5 separate regions of the Homo sapiens genome follow, and all the other regions are linked to region 1. The links are chromatin contacts, found by Hi-C or POLR2A ChIA-PET in ENCODE. All regions are on one chromosome and are shown on one strand. Each heading gives the region's core, a stretch centred on a gene start or an enhancer-like site at or near the end of the contact. The rest is flanking DNA. Distances are from core to core; before and after follow the strand shown. Region 1 holds the start of NR4A3 (nuclear receptor subfamily 4 group A member 3). Region 2 holds the start of ANP32B (acidic nuclear phosphoprotein 32 family member B). Region 3 holds the start of NANS (N-acetylneuraminate synthase). Region 4 holds the start of TRIM14 (tripartite motif containing 14). Region 5 holds the start of TBC1D2 (TBC1 domain family member 2).

The links. A loop is a pair of places that touch in the nucleus more often than their neighbours do. ChIA-PET counts read pairs that join two places held with the same protein, here RNA polymerase II (POLR2A). Pooled maps may share reads with other maps.
Region 2: a map of CD8-positive, alpha-beta T cell shows a loop between it and region 1 (8-fold over the local background). The contact joins the promoter of ANP32B here to the promoter of NR4A3 in region 1. A Hi-C loop is called at or near these places in 3 of 168 maps with a recorded cell type or tissue (CD8-positive, alpha-beta T cell, gastrocnemius medialis and naive thymus-derived CD4-positive, alpha-beta T cell), 3 of 37 single-sample maps with no recorded cell type and 21 of 50 pooled maps.
Region 3: a loop to region 1 is called in a map of ascending aorta, with 9 times the contacts of the local background. The contact joins the promoter of NANS here to the promoter of NR4A3 in region 1. A Hi-C loop is called at or near these places in 2 of 168 maps with a recorded cell type or tissue (ascending aorta and sigmoid colon) and 15 of 50 pooled maps. POLR2A ChIA-PET finds 5 or more read pairs at or near these places in 1 of 52 experiments (PC-9).
Region 4: a map with no recorded cell type shows a loop between it and region 1 (9-fold over the local background). The contact joins the promoter of TRIM14 here to the promoter of NR4A3 in region 1. A Hi-C loop is called at or near these places in 1 of 168 maps with a recorded cell type or tissue (CD8-positive, alpha-beta T cell), 1 of 37 single-sample maps with no recorded cell type and 7 of 50 pooled maps. POLR2A ChIA-PET finds 5 or more read pairs at or near these places in 1 of 52 experiments (GM12878).
Region 5: a loop to region 1 is called in a map of aorta, with 5 times the contacts of the local background. The contact joins the promoter of TBC1D2 here to the promoter of NR4A3 in region 1. A Hi-C loop is called at or near these places in 1 of 168 maps with a recorded cell type or tissue (aorta) and 13 of 50 pooled maps. POLR2A ChIA-PET finds 5 or more read pairs at or near these places in 1 of 52 experiments (activated CD4-positive, alpha-beta T cell).

Annotation. Positions count from the first base shown.
Region 1 is chr9:99,820,543-99,823,314 of GRCh38, reverse strand. NR4A3 (nuclear receptor subfamily 4 group A member 3) reads right to left here and starts at 1,430. Exons shown (of 8, transcript NM_006981.4): 1 at 908-1,430. RefSeq lists an enhancer at 200-712 and a silencer at 1,287-1,336.
Region 2 is chr9:97,981,904-97,984,675 of GRCh38, reverse strand. It overlaps ANP32B (acidic nuclear phosphoprotein 32 family member B), which reads right to left and starts at 1,335. Exons shown (of 7, transcript NM_006401.3): 1 at 1,067-1,335. The coding sequence starts at 1,120. The region is part of intron 2 of LOC124902226 (a long non-coding RNA gene); the gene reads left to right. RefSeq lists silencers at 6-235, 266-315, 326-525, 596-675, 866-955 and 1 more and an enhancer at 583-1,465.
Region 3 is chr9:98,055,309-98,058,080 of GRCh38, reverse strand. NANS (N-acetylneuraminate synthase) reads right to left here and starts at 1,349. Exons shown (of 6, transcript NM_018946.4): 1 at 1,141-1,349. The coding sequence starts at 1,272. It also overlaps a transcript of TRIM14 not described here. RefSeq lists enhancers at 631-750, 1,791-1,840 and silencers at 1,001-1,170, 1,251-1,600.
Region 4 is chr9:98,117,859-98,120,630 of GRCh38, reverse strand. It overlaps TRIM14 (tripartite motif containing 14), which reads left to right and starts at 1,409. Exons shown (of 6, transcript NM_014788.4): 1 at 1,409-1,649. The coding sequence starts at 1,443. RefSeq lists a silencer at 1,476-1,575 and an enhancer at 1,886-1,935.
Region 5 is chr9:98,254,312-98,257,083 of GRCh38, reverse strand. TBC1D2 (TBC1 domain family member 2) reads left to right here and starts at 1,435. Exons shown (of 13, transcript NM_001267571.2): 1 at 1,435-1,911. The coding sequence starts at 1,543. RefSeq lists an enhancer at 711-1,200 and a silencer at 1,371-1,420.

The DNA.
Region 1 (2,772 bases), core at 181-2,680:
CCTTTGGAAGTCAGTCTCCGCAGGCTGCGCTCGCATGACCGCTCTCGTCTCACCACCGAGAACTTTCATTTCTACTAAGAGTAAAACACTCGGAGCAACTTCTCCAAAAGCGCGAGTTCTGTCCGTGAAAAAGCATGCCTTTCCCACACCGAGCCAACGTCCAGAGGAGAGGGACACCGTCCCCACACGTGTCAGTGTGCGGGAGTCGCCAATTACACCCGATTTACCTCCTAAGGGAAAAGTGTAAACCGGCATGTCAGCGACGACAGGCAGACGTGCCTAGTGGAACCCCAGGCTCATTTCAATACAATAAGCCACATTCCTACAATTACGCCCTCTTTCCTGAGGTCCTCCGAGTGCGTCTGCAAACTCTGGCCGTCGCTGCCTAGGCCCTTCCCTCCTAAGCTTCCTTCCAGAGAACCAGCTCGGTGCCACCATTAGCAACATTTACTTGGACCCACCAGAGCTCCTATTTTCAATCCTACTTAAAAGGCAGGAAAATTACTGCCGTTCATCACCGGAGCTGCAACTCCCTGCCGCTGCCGCTGCCGCCGCCGCCGCCGCCGCCGAGAGCATCATTACCATGACAACTAGAGCCGAAATACCCTGAATTACATCGCTGGAGCCGCTATAGCACAAATCCCGGTCCTCCTCTTTGTTAGAGGCTTTTCGCCTCTTCGAGTGGGGGGAGGAATCCCACGAGCTCCAGAGATCCCCGCGGGCCCACTACAGGGGAAAAGTTTCAGATCAGAACCTACGGGCCGCTGGGCTAGCAAAGCCGGAGCCGGGCGGCAAGGTCAGGGGAGGGAACCCCACACTCAAAGTTGTCAATTTCAGGAGCGACGCTTCCCAGCAAGCCAACTTTTTTAGCAAGTCCCCTTATTAACTGGGCGAATCTCATACGTACTTGAGTGCTGTGGCGGTTCCGTCTTTAGAGCGAGTTTCTAGAGAGCTGTCCCGAAATCTGCACTGGGGGGGAGTCACAGCTGCTGTCCCGGAAGGGCTGCGGTGTACAAGCCCAGCGGCTCCCGGAGGCGGTGAGCGGCTGGTGGGGGATGCTGCGATCCCGACTCATGGGAGAGCACAGCCGAGAGGTTCCGCGGGCGTCCTGGCTTGGGCTGTGACCAGGGGGGAGGATGCCGCCGCTGTTCCCACCTCCACGGCCACTGCCGGCACCGTCAGCGTTGCAAAGTGAGCCCGGGAGGGGCGTCCAGCTGCGGCGCCGCGCTGCACCGGCAAGGGCTCAGGGCAAGAGGGGTGTGAGCGCGCGGGAGAGCGAAGTGTGTGTGCGGAGCCTGTGTGCGCGCTTGTGTCTGTGTGTGCGAGTGAGGGAGCGGGTGTGAGCGCGTCTGTGTATGGGGAGCGGAGGAGGAGCAGGAGCTGGAGGGGTGGGGGGCGGGAGGCAGGAGACTCCGCTCTCCCGGCTGCGCGTTCGCTCGCTCTCTCGGCACGTCATTTATGCCACAGGAGCCCTAGCGGCCTCTCCATAGAGTGCCTGGAATGCGAGACGTCAATGTGACGCCATGGGACGCTACGTCACCCTCCTCCTCCCTCCCCTGGCCCAGCCGGTTCCGCGTGTGCGAGGGAGGGTGTGTGTGTTCGTGTGCGCGCGCGCGCGCGCGCGTTCCTCGGCCAGTCGCACGGCCGCACAATGGAAACTCCGCCGCACGGCCGGCCCCGGCCTGGGGGCTTCTCTTTTTGCAGCGGAACCGCTCGCCAGGGCGTGCGTCTGCGGGAGGGTGCAGCGGCCTGCCCACGGGTCAGGCGGGACCGCCCAGCTGTCAGGCTCGGGTGGAGTAGAGTTGGAGGAGTGCTGCTGGCGCGCCTCCGAGGCTGCCCCGAGGCACGGAGCCAGGGCGAGGGGGGTAAGGGAGAGGACAGCTCTTCCGAAAGGGAAGGCTCCGCCAGCCAGCTTCTGACCAGCTCCAGTGACCTGGCAGCCGGTGCAGAAGGCGTCTGGCACCAGCCCGAAGACGCCCTGAGGTGCAGCTGCACTTTCCTCTTGCATAGGTTCTAAAGCTGTTTACGTTGCTCCGGTCCTCTGCGCCCAGGCTAATCCCCCCTCCCCGCATCATTTACTGGGTGCGTGTTTCACACAGGGATGCAGATGGTTCCGGGGATAAGGTTTGATTTCTTTACACGTACGGCGTGGGTTTCTTAACTGGACACGTTATAACCCAGCGAAGTGCACATCCATCATGCACACGCGCGCTGCAGCAGAAACTACTCTGTGTGTAAAACAAACACACACGTGTTGAACAGCTGAGCGGGTCTGACTATTGCAAATCATTCCTCCTCCCCGGCACCGGGTCAGAAATGGAACTCTCAACTAGCACTTTCACTTTTTGATGGTTGTAGATGCCCTCCGCCCACATCTCCCAAATTAAACATTTCGAAATCAATCAACAGGACTTATTAGTCAGTCCCTCGCTAGGGGATTTGCTTTGGTCTCCTCGGACACATTTGTCATGAAATGGTGTGCCGAAAGCCTGGGTGACTGTATGAAGGAGAGCAATTTCTTCCTGGAAATGATAAATTTAAGTGTAAATTTCTTGATGAAAACAAAATTTATCAGAGTTAAAGACCCCTAGTCCCAAAGGTTGCTGCTGAGTGAACGCAGTCTCTTTCAGAAATGAATTTTTGGACAGGAGAAAATATTTGAGTGAAACAATGCAGATAGAGTGGTCCCCATGTGGTCCGCTTGAATCACAAATACCGTTTTATATGTTTGACCTGTCCCAATTTGTGTGTGTGTGGCGGGGGCGGGGGGCG
Region 2 (2,772 bases), core at 86-2,585, 1.8 Mb after region 1:
AAGAGGCGGCCGCCAGCCAGCGCCGAGGGCGGGCGGGCAAGGCCAAGCTCGTGGGCCGGCTCACCAGGCGCAGGGAGACGGGCACCCGCCAACATGGCGCTGCGGCGGCCTGTGGCGCGCCCCGGCTGGCGTGAAGAGCCGCCGCCCGCCCACACGGAGGGGCCAGCCTCCCGGGGCAAGGGCAGGGGCCCCGGGCGCCGCCGCCGCGGCACAGGGGGAAGGGCGAGGCCGTCGCCACAACGGTTGGCCTTGGTCGACCCGGGCTGCCCCTGGGAGGCAGGAGTGGGCAAGGCCGAGGGCGAAGAGGGAGCGAGAGAACGGGGGAGAAAGTTTTATTTTTGGGCTTGAAAAATGGCGGGAACCACGTCCTTTTTTCAAACTTGGCCTCGGGAGGGGCGGCGGTTGCGCCACCTCCGCCGCCCTGGCCCGCCCCTCCCCCGCTCCGCGCGCCGGGCCGCGCCCGCCCAGGCCTCCAGGCGCCCGAGGGGGCTTCTCGCTCCCTTCAAAAGAAAAAAGCCCCCTCCTCGCCCCACGACTGCTGACCTCGGCCGGGCCGGCGCCCACGGCGAGCTCCGGCCACAAGAGCCCCCGTCCCGCCCCACCCGCGCCCCTTCCCCGGCCGGCCCGGGGCGCGCGGAGCCCGGCCTGGCCCAGGCGGGGATGGCCGCGCAGCTCCTCGGCAGGCCGGGCCTCCGCCCGGCCGCGCATCCCGGGAGGCTGCAAACATGGCTCCCAGCGTTACACAACCCCCGCCTCCCTCTCTCGCCGCCGGCCACTTGCACACGCGCTCCCTCAGGGGAAAGACCCCGGCGGGCGAAGCGCTCAAAGTTTGCTTTCCCCCACACCGCTGCCTCCCCCCGGCCGCCCCAGGGGCCCGCGGGCGGCAAAGAGTTAATCCTCGCGCGCTCGCTCCCCCCTCCGCGCCCGCCCGCCTTCCCCGTCCGAGCCCACGAGCTGCGCTCTTCCCCGCGCCGGGGCCGGCGAACCCTCAGCCCGGGCCCCGCAGGTGGCCACCATTACATGCAAGTCATCGGGGGAGAGGGCACCCAGAGGGGTCTCTGCTTACAGCTGCCGGGGTCCGGTTCCTCAGCTCCAGGTGGATCCTCCTCTTCATGTCCATGTTCCCCTCTTCCCCCCTCTTCAAACTTAACTTTCCGCGGCGGGGGCGGAGGGGGGAGAGGCGTCCCGGCTTGCGCAGCGAGGGCCGTCGGAAGGGTTTGCTAGCGGCGGAGGCCGGCGGCGCGGTCCTGGGTGGCGGGCGGCGTGCGGGCAGGCGAGCGGAGCCCCCGGAGCCAAGTTACTCACGGGAGCGGAGAGAAACCATGGAGGGAAAAGGGGGCTGGAGCGCAGCGCTGGGCTCACTACCGCCGCCCCCGGCCGCGGCCTGCACTGCGCTTAAACCGGCGACGCGGCGCGGCAGCTGCTCGGCTCCACTCGGCCCCGCGCGGCGCTGCTCGGCTCGGCGGCCGCGGCTGCACCAAGGCGGGGCGGGGAGACTCGCGGCGGGCGGGGCGGAGGCTGGGGAAAGGCGCAGCCCGAATAGAGGAGCGACTTCCTCCCTCTCTCCGATTGCACGTGGGGCGGCTGATGTAAGACCTTTCTCGTGGGTGGGGGGGCTTCCCCGCCCCCCGGCCCCCGCCGCGCTGAGACTCCTTCTACCTCCGGCCCCACGTCGTCGCGCCCGGAGCTGGGCTTGCGGCCCGGGCTGGGAGGTTCGCGGGAAGGGTTGGTGGGAAGCTTTGCAGTCCGGCTGCGGGGGTCCCTAAAACCCAGTCCATCCGGGGAGGCTCACGGGGGCGGCCCGACGCCCGCGGAGGCGCGAGATGTGAAGAAGCCGGGGACAGGCTTTGACGTTCACCTTTTGCCTGCCACACAGTCTGGGGCCAACAGGCCGAACCCCGCTGCCTCCTTGGCAGACTGGCGTCCGTAGTGCCGCCGAGGATCCCCCCCGTCGGGACGGAATCGCGGCCGACCGGCCCTGGCAGGGCAGCTGGGGTCGCTTGCTAAGCCACAGAGCAGCCGAGCATCCCCACCCTGTTCAGGAGAGTCTCCCTCGGTTTTCTAACATTTTAATAGGAGCTAGAGAAGGAAACGATTAGCATTTCTAATAGGGCCTCAGGGTTTCCCCGCAGACTTTTTTTTTTAATCTCATTTATTCCTTAGGGCACCCCTGTGAAGTGTGTAAATTCTTGGTGGTCTAAGTTTCGCTGAAACCTGGCAGGCAGCCTTTGTCATGGTCTGGCCCAAAGGGTCCCAGGGGTTAGAGCACCAGATCGGGATGAGTGTTGTGCTTTGCAGAACACCGGGGAATGACGTTATATTCAGCGTACAATAAGTAAATACATAATGTGTCAAATCAAATACAATCTAAGAAGATCGTACTGACAAGAAGCACCAAAAACTAAGAACAATTTGTTAAAGAAAAACTTGAAATTCTATGTATTAACATGAAGTTTTATGGAAGTTAAGAAAGTGCCCCCTTTCCTATTTTACCTAAGTTTTAGTGGCAAACAACCCAAATTTAGTTGTAAACCAATTATATATCAGCTTTTAAAATACTGAGTGAGTTAACATTTGAAGATGAAAGTTTTAGAAGGAATATGGGAAAAGAAAAACTTTCTGGTAGTAGTTCCCTGACTCCGTTTGTAGTCTCAGCAGACGTCTTTATGACAAGGGAAAATGGAGACAGATGTTCTCAGGGTTACAAAAGGTCTGTAACTAAGGTTATGAGAACCACAGGGCTATGCAATGAGGGCTTTTACCAAACAAAAC
Region 3 (2,772 bases), core at 100-2,599, 1.8 Mb after region 1:
ATGGTGGTTCACGCCTGTGGGTCCCAGCTACTCGGGAGGCTGAGGTGGGAGAATCACTTAAGCCTGGGAGGCAGAGGTTGCAGTGAGCCGGGATCATGCCACTGCACTCCAGCCTGGGTGATACAGAGACCCTGTCTCAAAAAAAAAAAAAAAAAAAACCAGGAAAAAAAAAAAAAAACAGTAAGAGAAAACCTCCAGCCTGGGTGACAGAGCAAGACCCTGTCTCTAACATAGATAAATAAATAAATAAACATTTAAAAAACCTATCACAAATGATACAAAATCAGTTGAGTAGCATTGATGAAGGGAAAGGAAAGATGGGGTGAGCTATCTCTAAACCAAAGAATCATAGTGCAGGCCAGGCCTTATGCTGGGGGCTGGGGTCGTAATGAAGAATATGGCAGTCCCAACAGAAGAGGGAGCACGCATTTACCGACTCATGTGTGCCAAGTGCTGGGCTCAGAGCTCTATCTGAGAATCTCATTTGATCCCCATAACAACTCCATGTGGAAAGAACTGTTGTTTTCAAGCCCCGTTTTCAAATGGGGAAAAGGGTTCACGGAGGCTAAGTAAGCAGCCCATGTTCACACAGCTAGTAGTGGTGGAACTGAGATTTGAACTCAAAGGCCCGGCTTTTAACCACTTCATATTTCATATACAGGGAATGGCGGGTGAGAGAGACCACAGCAACTTCCAGGAACTGTCATTCCTGAAAGTAACTCTGTGTCGCTGAAGAATGTCAGAGAAGAATTATGACGGGCTGGAAGGGGCCCAGTCATTAAAATCTTGAAGGCTATGTTAAAGGGTTTCGACTCTACCCGCGGGCAGGAGGGAGCCACAGAAGGTGCCAGGCAGGGGGGATGGTCTGATCAAGTCTGACTTTTAGAAAGATTATTCTGGCACCAGAACGGGGAGGAAACAGGTCGGGTTAGGAGGCAGCTGCTGTAATGCAGAAAGGTCACGAGGGTGGCGGACACGGTGAGGAAGAGGGATCCGAAGGATTCCGAAAACGGAACTGGCGGGCGGGAAGAGGCCGGACCAGGGTACCCAGCCGCGGAGGCCGTGTGGCCCTGGCTCCCCGCGGCCCCGCCCCGCCCCTCCCGGCGCCCGAATCCCGGGTCCCGGGAGCTGCCGCCTCACCTTGGCCATGCGGATCATGCGCTTGGCTACGTCCAGGTCGCCCTGGTGGTTCTGGCCGATCTCGGCAATGATGAAGCACGGGTGTTGCCCGCCCACCCAGCGCCCGGGACACAGCTCCAGCTCCAGCGGCATTGCAGCGGCTCGGGGTCCAAAGCCTCACTACCAGTCTGGGTCCGGCCGCCGCCGCCGCCGCCTCTACTCTGTTCTGTGAGCAACGCTGCGAGACCCACACGCCAGCCCCGCCACGTCAGCCCGCGGTCGCCGGGCAGCCAATCCCCTAGGCCCCGCCTCTCTCCCGACAGCCAATCGGGGCGGGGGGCGGGGGCGGGGCCTCCCGCGGGAAGGGCGGCGGGGCGGGTCGAGGAAGCTCCGCGGCCCTCTCCTGTGCGAGGCTTGAGGCTTGCTGTCCCAGAGCGTGGTCTCGGACCATCGCGGTATCCGTGCGTGCACCCAGGAGCAAGCATTCCCTGCAGGAGGCGGACGGCTGCCTGCGCAGGGCATAGTCTATGTCCTGCTCTCAGGAGCATGGGGAGAGCGCGCCCTATGGTGTAATGGAAAAAACAGGGTTGCTAGAGTTAGAATCACAGAGCTGGATCGAGTCCAGCCTATGCCAGTCACCAGCTCCTGCTCATATATACGTTACTCAGTCTTCCGGAGCGTTATTTTTGTTTCTCTCTGAAGCAAAAAAATAAAATAGAACTGTGAGATGACGTATAGAAACCCCTGATCACAATACTTGGCTTGTAGTAAGTTTTCAAGAAGTGGCGGAGGTTCCTATTATATGAGAGGCAACAGGTTCGAGAAGTTGCACTGGCTTGTCCAAAGCCATCCAGAAAGCCAAAGCAGAGATGGGACTAGTACCCGGACCTCCCAGCCCCAGGCTCTTAAAATACAATCACCTGGGCGGGCGCGGTGGCTCACACCTGTAATCCCAGCACTTTGGGAGGCCAAGGCAGGCAGATCACCTGAGGTCAGGAGTTCGAGACCAGCCTGACCAATATGGAGAAACCCCGTCTCTACTAAAAATACAAAAAAATTAGCCGGGCGTGGTGGTGCGTGCCTGTAATCCCAGCTACTCGAGAGGCTGAGGCAGGAGAATCGCTTGAACCCGGGAGGTGGAGGTTGCAGTGAGCCCAGATCACACCACTGCACTCCAGCCTGGTGACACTGCAAGACTCTGTCTCAAAAATAAATAAATTAATTAATTAATTTAAAAAATAAGATAAGTTATTTCCCAAAATAAACCTCCTTCTTTCCTGGGAACTAGACTGCCTTTGTAGGACTAACAAATTAGCCACAAGATTAGACACGTAGGAGTCATGCACCTGGAGGCTACAAGATTCTGACCCTCCCCAAATTGCTCCTGGGGATAACATCACTATTGTAAAACCTAAGACCAGTGCTTGAGATATTTTGCAGACCCTGCACTTGATGGATCAGCTGGCACCACCAGATTGATAAACTGGTTCATCTGATCTTGTGTCCCCCAACCAGGAACTGACTTGGCACAAGAAGACAGCCTTGACTTTCTATGATTTTATCTCCAACACAACCAATCAGCACTCCTGGCATACTGGCCTCTCTTAACCCACCACATTATCCTTAAAAACTCTGATCTCCAAGGTGGGGCAT
Region 4 (2,772 bases), core at 160-2,659, 1.7 Mb after region 1:
CCAAGGATCTTAAGAAAGAGCTGAGGGCTTTATAAGTGGAAGTCTAGACTTGAGCCTGGGGGGGCAACTGGAATTTGGGGTGGTGGTGTGTGTGTGAAAGTTGTCAGTACCAAAACAGAGTCACTTACATCAAAACCAAACTAAATGGTGCTCCTGTAGTCCCAGCTACTCCAGAGATGAGGTGGGAAGATCACTTGAGCCCAGGAGTTAGAGGCTGCAGTGAGCTATGATCGCACTATTGCACTCCAGCCTGGGCAACAGAGCGAGATCCTGTCTCAAACAAACTAAATGGTGCTGGGAGGCCATGAAGTGGGGGGCCCTCATCAACGATTTGCCTGGTAACAGGAACTATTATTGCAAAAGATTCCACCAAACTGCAACCTTGCACAAAGAACCACAACCTTGCACAAAAGCCATGATATGAGGACATCTGCCCAGCAACTGCCTGTTCAACTTTTGGACTGAAGCCACCTGTATTAATTCTTGTAACCAAGTATTATTATTTTAAAACGATCTGGCCGGGCGCGGTGGATCACGCCTGTAATCCCAGCACTTTGGGAGGCCGAGGCGGGCAGATCACGGGGTCAGGAGATCGAGACCATCCTGGCTAAAACAGTGAAACCCCTTTTCTACTAAAAATACAAAAAATTAGCCGGGCGTGGTGGCGGGCGCCTGTAGTTCCAGCTACTCGGGAGGCTGAAGCAGGAGAATGGCGTGAACCCGGGAGGCGGAGCTTGCAGTGAGCAGAGATGGCGCCACTGCACTCCAGCCTGGGCGACAGACCGAGACTCCGTCTCCAAAAAAAAAAAAAAAAAAAAAAAACAAAAACAAACAAACAAACAAAAAAAACAGTATATGCAATCCTCCTCGTTTTGCCTTTAAAAGCCTCTGCTTTCCTTTGCCTCCCTGAGTACTCCGCGTCCCCACCCCTTGGGTGCCATGGCACATTTATTCCCGAATTGCAATCCTTCTGCTCAGTCCGAAATAAACTCAATTGGAGAATCTCTGTGTCCTTATTTGAGGTTGATGAAGGTATCTTACAGTTGTGGGAATGATTATCTTTCCGGGGAAAAGGGCAAGAGAGGATCAAGGGAAAGTGAGAGGAGCACCCCCGGAAGGTCACAGCCAACTTTGGTCCCATCATCAGGGCTGCAGTTTTCTGGGCGTTACTGGAACAGCGTCATTAAGCAGGAAGCCCACCCTCTCCTAGCTGGCTCATTAGGAGCTTCCCATTTCTGGTGGGACCACCTCCCGGCCTGGGCGGGCAGAGGGAGCACCCTGCTGGTCGGAGGATGCTCCGAGGCCCGACGCTGCTCCCGGCGGGCTGTCATCCTCCTAGGGGTCGGCCGGCCGGCCTGGAGCCGCCCCGCCCACGGCCGAGGTTTCGGTTTCCCTTGGGAGCCCCGCCCTGTGTCCCGGGGAGCCGGAGGAGGTGGAGATGAATGGCGGGCGCGGCGACCGGGAGCCGGACCCCTGGGAGGTCGGAGCTTGTCGAGGGATGCGGCTGGCGCTGCCCGGAGCATGGCGACCGCGTGGCTGAGCTCTTCTGTCGCCGCTGCCGCCGCTGCGTGTGCGCGCTTTGCCCGGTGCTGGGCGCGCACCGTGGCCACCCTGTGGGCCTGGCGCTGGAGGCAGCGGTGCACGTGCAGGTGGGGACGATGGGGACGGGGTTCGCCGCGCGGGAGTTGGGGGAGCCAGCCCAGGCATAACGGCCGAGGAGGGGGCGTGCCTGGCCGTGGCCAGTGGCGGGTTACAACCTGGAAACCAAAGGTGCCCCAGAGGGCGTCTAAGCGGTCGACCGAAAGTTCAGAGCGGGAGCCTGAGACCCAAGGAAGGGCAAAGGCGAGCCAAAGCCATCAGTTGAGCTTCAGAAAAGGTGGGTTTAGGAGTGAGAGGTTGGGAGCCCAGGCTGGTACCCAGATGTCCTTGACCGTGTCCACCATGGCCGATCCGCCACACTGCCATTGGGCTGGAAGACAGTCTGCCTTTTAGTTAACAGAGGTACAAACTCTCCCTCTTAATAAACAGCCCTGTGTAGCTCAGAAAGCCACACAGACATCTCAGGTTTACTTAATCTGCAGTCCACAGAAAGGGCCTGTGAACTTTGAGCTGAGGACGGCCTGACTGCCCTGGGAGCAGCCTCAGCTGTCACTACCTACCTCCTCTCCCCTCCCCGGCCACACAGACACTCCCATTCCTGCTCATAGCAGCCCTGGGTGAGCCATTATTATTACAGCCATTTTATAGGCCACAAGAGGAAGGCTCTGGAGGCAGGGGCAGGCCTTGAACCCAGGACTCCATTAGCCAGATGCCCCCAACAGGGCCATTGTCACCGTGGAACCCTTACCCATGCATAATCCTAACAGTGCCCCAGGGGCTCTGGGCTCCTGCTCCAGCTTCCCAGCTGACTTTTTCTGTGGCTTCTCTCAAATCCTTCTCTCTCTCTGGGTTTCATGAAGCCTGGGTGAGGTAGGCCCTCATGTCTGACAGCTGTTGATCCTACCACTTGTCTCCAAGAAGTCTTCTGTGATGAATTCAGCCCCATCGTGAGCCTTTCTCCGGTACTGCATGACTCCAGACCACCACACTGTGACAACCTTGGAACTCCAAGGTGAAAAGGGGATCATGGGGGACAATCCAGTGGAGTCGTGGGCTCAAGACCTGTCCCTGCCACCAGACCCTTCCTTTTTTTAACGTATGAAATGGCTGTAATTATAATAATGGCTCCTTGAAAAACTGTTATTCAGAATTAACAAGGCTGCTTTCCACAGA
Region 5 (2,772 bases), core at 186-2,685, 1.6 Mb after region 1:
TGCAAGTGAACATAAATTTCATTAGCTTCACCGTAAAGTTGTCTGGCGGCGGGTCGGGGGTGGGTAGGAAGAAGTGTTATCTCCATTTTTAGGTTGAGCAAATCACTCAGTATTGCAGAGTGGGAATCTGAAAATTATGCAAATAGACTCTAGAGCCCTCGCCTTTACCCCCACCCTGCTTCTTGTCAATATCACTGAGTGTGCATGAGGGTCTCGTTAACGACGGCTGAGGGGGAGACGATGAAGTAAGAGGAAAGGCTGAACAAAGGGCAAGAGAAAGGCAGAAAGAAGCTCCTAAAGAAAGCTGGACGCAATTGGGCTCCGCAACCCTAATGGAGAAATGCGCCTTAGGAGGGAAGGGGAGAAGTTTAAGGGGAAACAGGTAAAATGAGGCAGAAGTTGAGCAAGTTAGTCAAACCCTAAATTCTTTTACTTATTTACAAAACAGCCTGGCGCGGTGGCTCTCGCCTGTAATTCCAGCACTTTAGGAGGCCGAGGCAGGAGAATCGCTTGAGGCCAGGAGTTCAAGACCCCCCTCTCTGCAAAAAACAATTTAAAAATTAGCCGGGTGTGGTGGTGCGCAGTTGCGGTCTCAGCTACTCGGGAGACTGAGGCGGGAGGATGGCTTGAGACCGGGAGGCGGAGACTGCAGTGAGCTCTGATCGCGCCACTGCACTCCAGCCTGGGTGACAGAGCCAGACCGTCTCTAAAAATAATAATAGCAATAACAAAATAAAAATAAATGTACTGCACCCAACTATGACCCAGGAGTGGCATGGGTTTCCGCAGCGCAGCGGCCGCGCCTGGGCGCCCCAAGCAACACAACCAGCGCTGTCAGGAGGCGAATAGGAGCCAGGACAGAGAGCTGGGGAGGCCACTGCTGTCAGGCGAGGGATAAGAAGGCCGTCCGCGGCGTCACTGACGGGGCTGAAGGAACACCAGGAGAAGAGTGGCAGACAGCTCCGGAGCCGCGCTGCCCGGGCGACGCCGGAAGATGGGCCTCCCAGCGGTCTTCCTTTCAGCCAATGGCCGCGAGATGCGCCGTCCGAGGGTGCCCCGCGCGGCACAGGGAGGGAACAAGCAGCCCATCGGGTGCAAGAAAGCACTATCTTTCTAGGTGACTATGCGAACTACCAGGGAAGTGTAGCTAGGGACAGGCTTCTCTGCCCGCGGTTAACCTAACTCAGTGCCACCACGCCTTTAACCTGAAGCCAGGGAGCACGGCTGCCCTCAGTAAAGATGGCTGACTGGCGCGGAGAAAAAGCCGGAAGCAGCTGGGCTTTGCAGGGAGCCGACTGAGCGCTGCGGGGGCGTGGCCTGGCGGTGGAGGGGCGTGGCCAGCCGCCGTAACCTGGGTTTGCGATCTTTGAGGCGCGCGCACCGCACCCGGTCCCGACTCTGTGGCTTCCTGGGGGCGGGTTCGCCGTCGGCCCCGCCCCCGCCCAGGTGTCTCCCTTTGGGAAGCTGCCCGCCGAGTCTCCGAGATTTGTCCCTGGTGGTCCCGCGGACCCCTCGTCCCTCCGCAGTCTCCGGCTGGCAGCGATGGAGGGCGCTGGGGAGAACGCCCCGGAGTCCAGCTCCTCTGCCCCTGGGTCCGAAGAGTCTGCCAGGGATCCACAGGTGCCGCCTCCGGAGGAAGAATCGGGGGACTGCGCCCGGTCCCTGGAGGCGGTCCCCAAGAAACTCTGTGGGTATTTAAGTAAGTTCGGCGGCAAAGGGCCCATCCGGGGCTGGAAATCCCGCTGGTTCTTCTACGACGAAAGGAAATGTCAGCTGTATTACTCGCGGACCGCTCAGGATGCCAATCCCTTGGACAGCATCGACCTCTCCAGTGCAGTGTTTGACTGTAAGGCGGACGCTGAGGAGGGGATCTTCGAAATCAAGACTCCCAGCCGGGTTATTACCCTGAAGGTAAATTCCTGCAACGACTTTCTCCTTTCCAGCGGCGTGAGGTCCCCTTTTCGCAGGGCAAGGCTGGGCGCGAGTGTGAGGTGGACACAGTAAATTTGGAGTGTCGGTGACGACAGTTCCAAGAACTTTGTGCTTTGCAAAGTGCATTCCCACCCATTTCCTCATTGGGTTCCCACAAGGCAGGGAAGACAGACCCATTTTACGGATCAAGAAACTGAGTCAGAGGGAGATGAAAGGACTGGCTCGAGGTCCATGCGTCTAGAGAGTAGGGTAGCTTGGAATCCCATAGTCTTTCTACCTCTCAGTGCTGAATCAAAACTTTTACTTTTGGGTGTGCCTGACAGTGCAGTTACCTTAACTTTCTTACCTGGGACCTAAGTAAGTCAAAATATGGTCTTTGCAATCCTCTCTCAAGGCCAGGATTCTGATTCCCGTTTCTTGATATTTTGGCCAAGGTCAGTGAATGCTGAGAAGAGACTGGCAGGGATTAGGAAAATAAACACTTAGGTTTCACTGATCAGCCTAGATTGTTCATCTAGGCATGCTTAAACCTGTTTTCCTATCAGCAGCAAGGGGTAGGTTTTATCATCATGTGTAACTGAGAAAGCCTAAAGCAGTAGAAAGGCCACATTCTTTGAAATCAGACGGGCTTGGATTCAAATTGTACATTTGCTACTTACTAGCTGTGTGACCCTGGACAAGTTACTTAACCTCTCAGAACCTAGGTGGTTTGTAAGCATTTGACACATCACAGGCATGTACAAATTGTTGAATTAATTGCATCACCTAGAATACAGCCTGGTACCTAGTGGAGTACTTAATAATTTTTTGTTGCATAAGCACACATGCACACACAAGGTG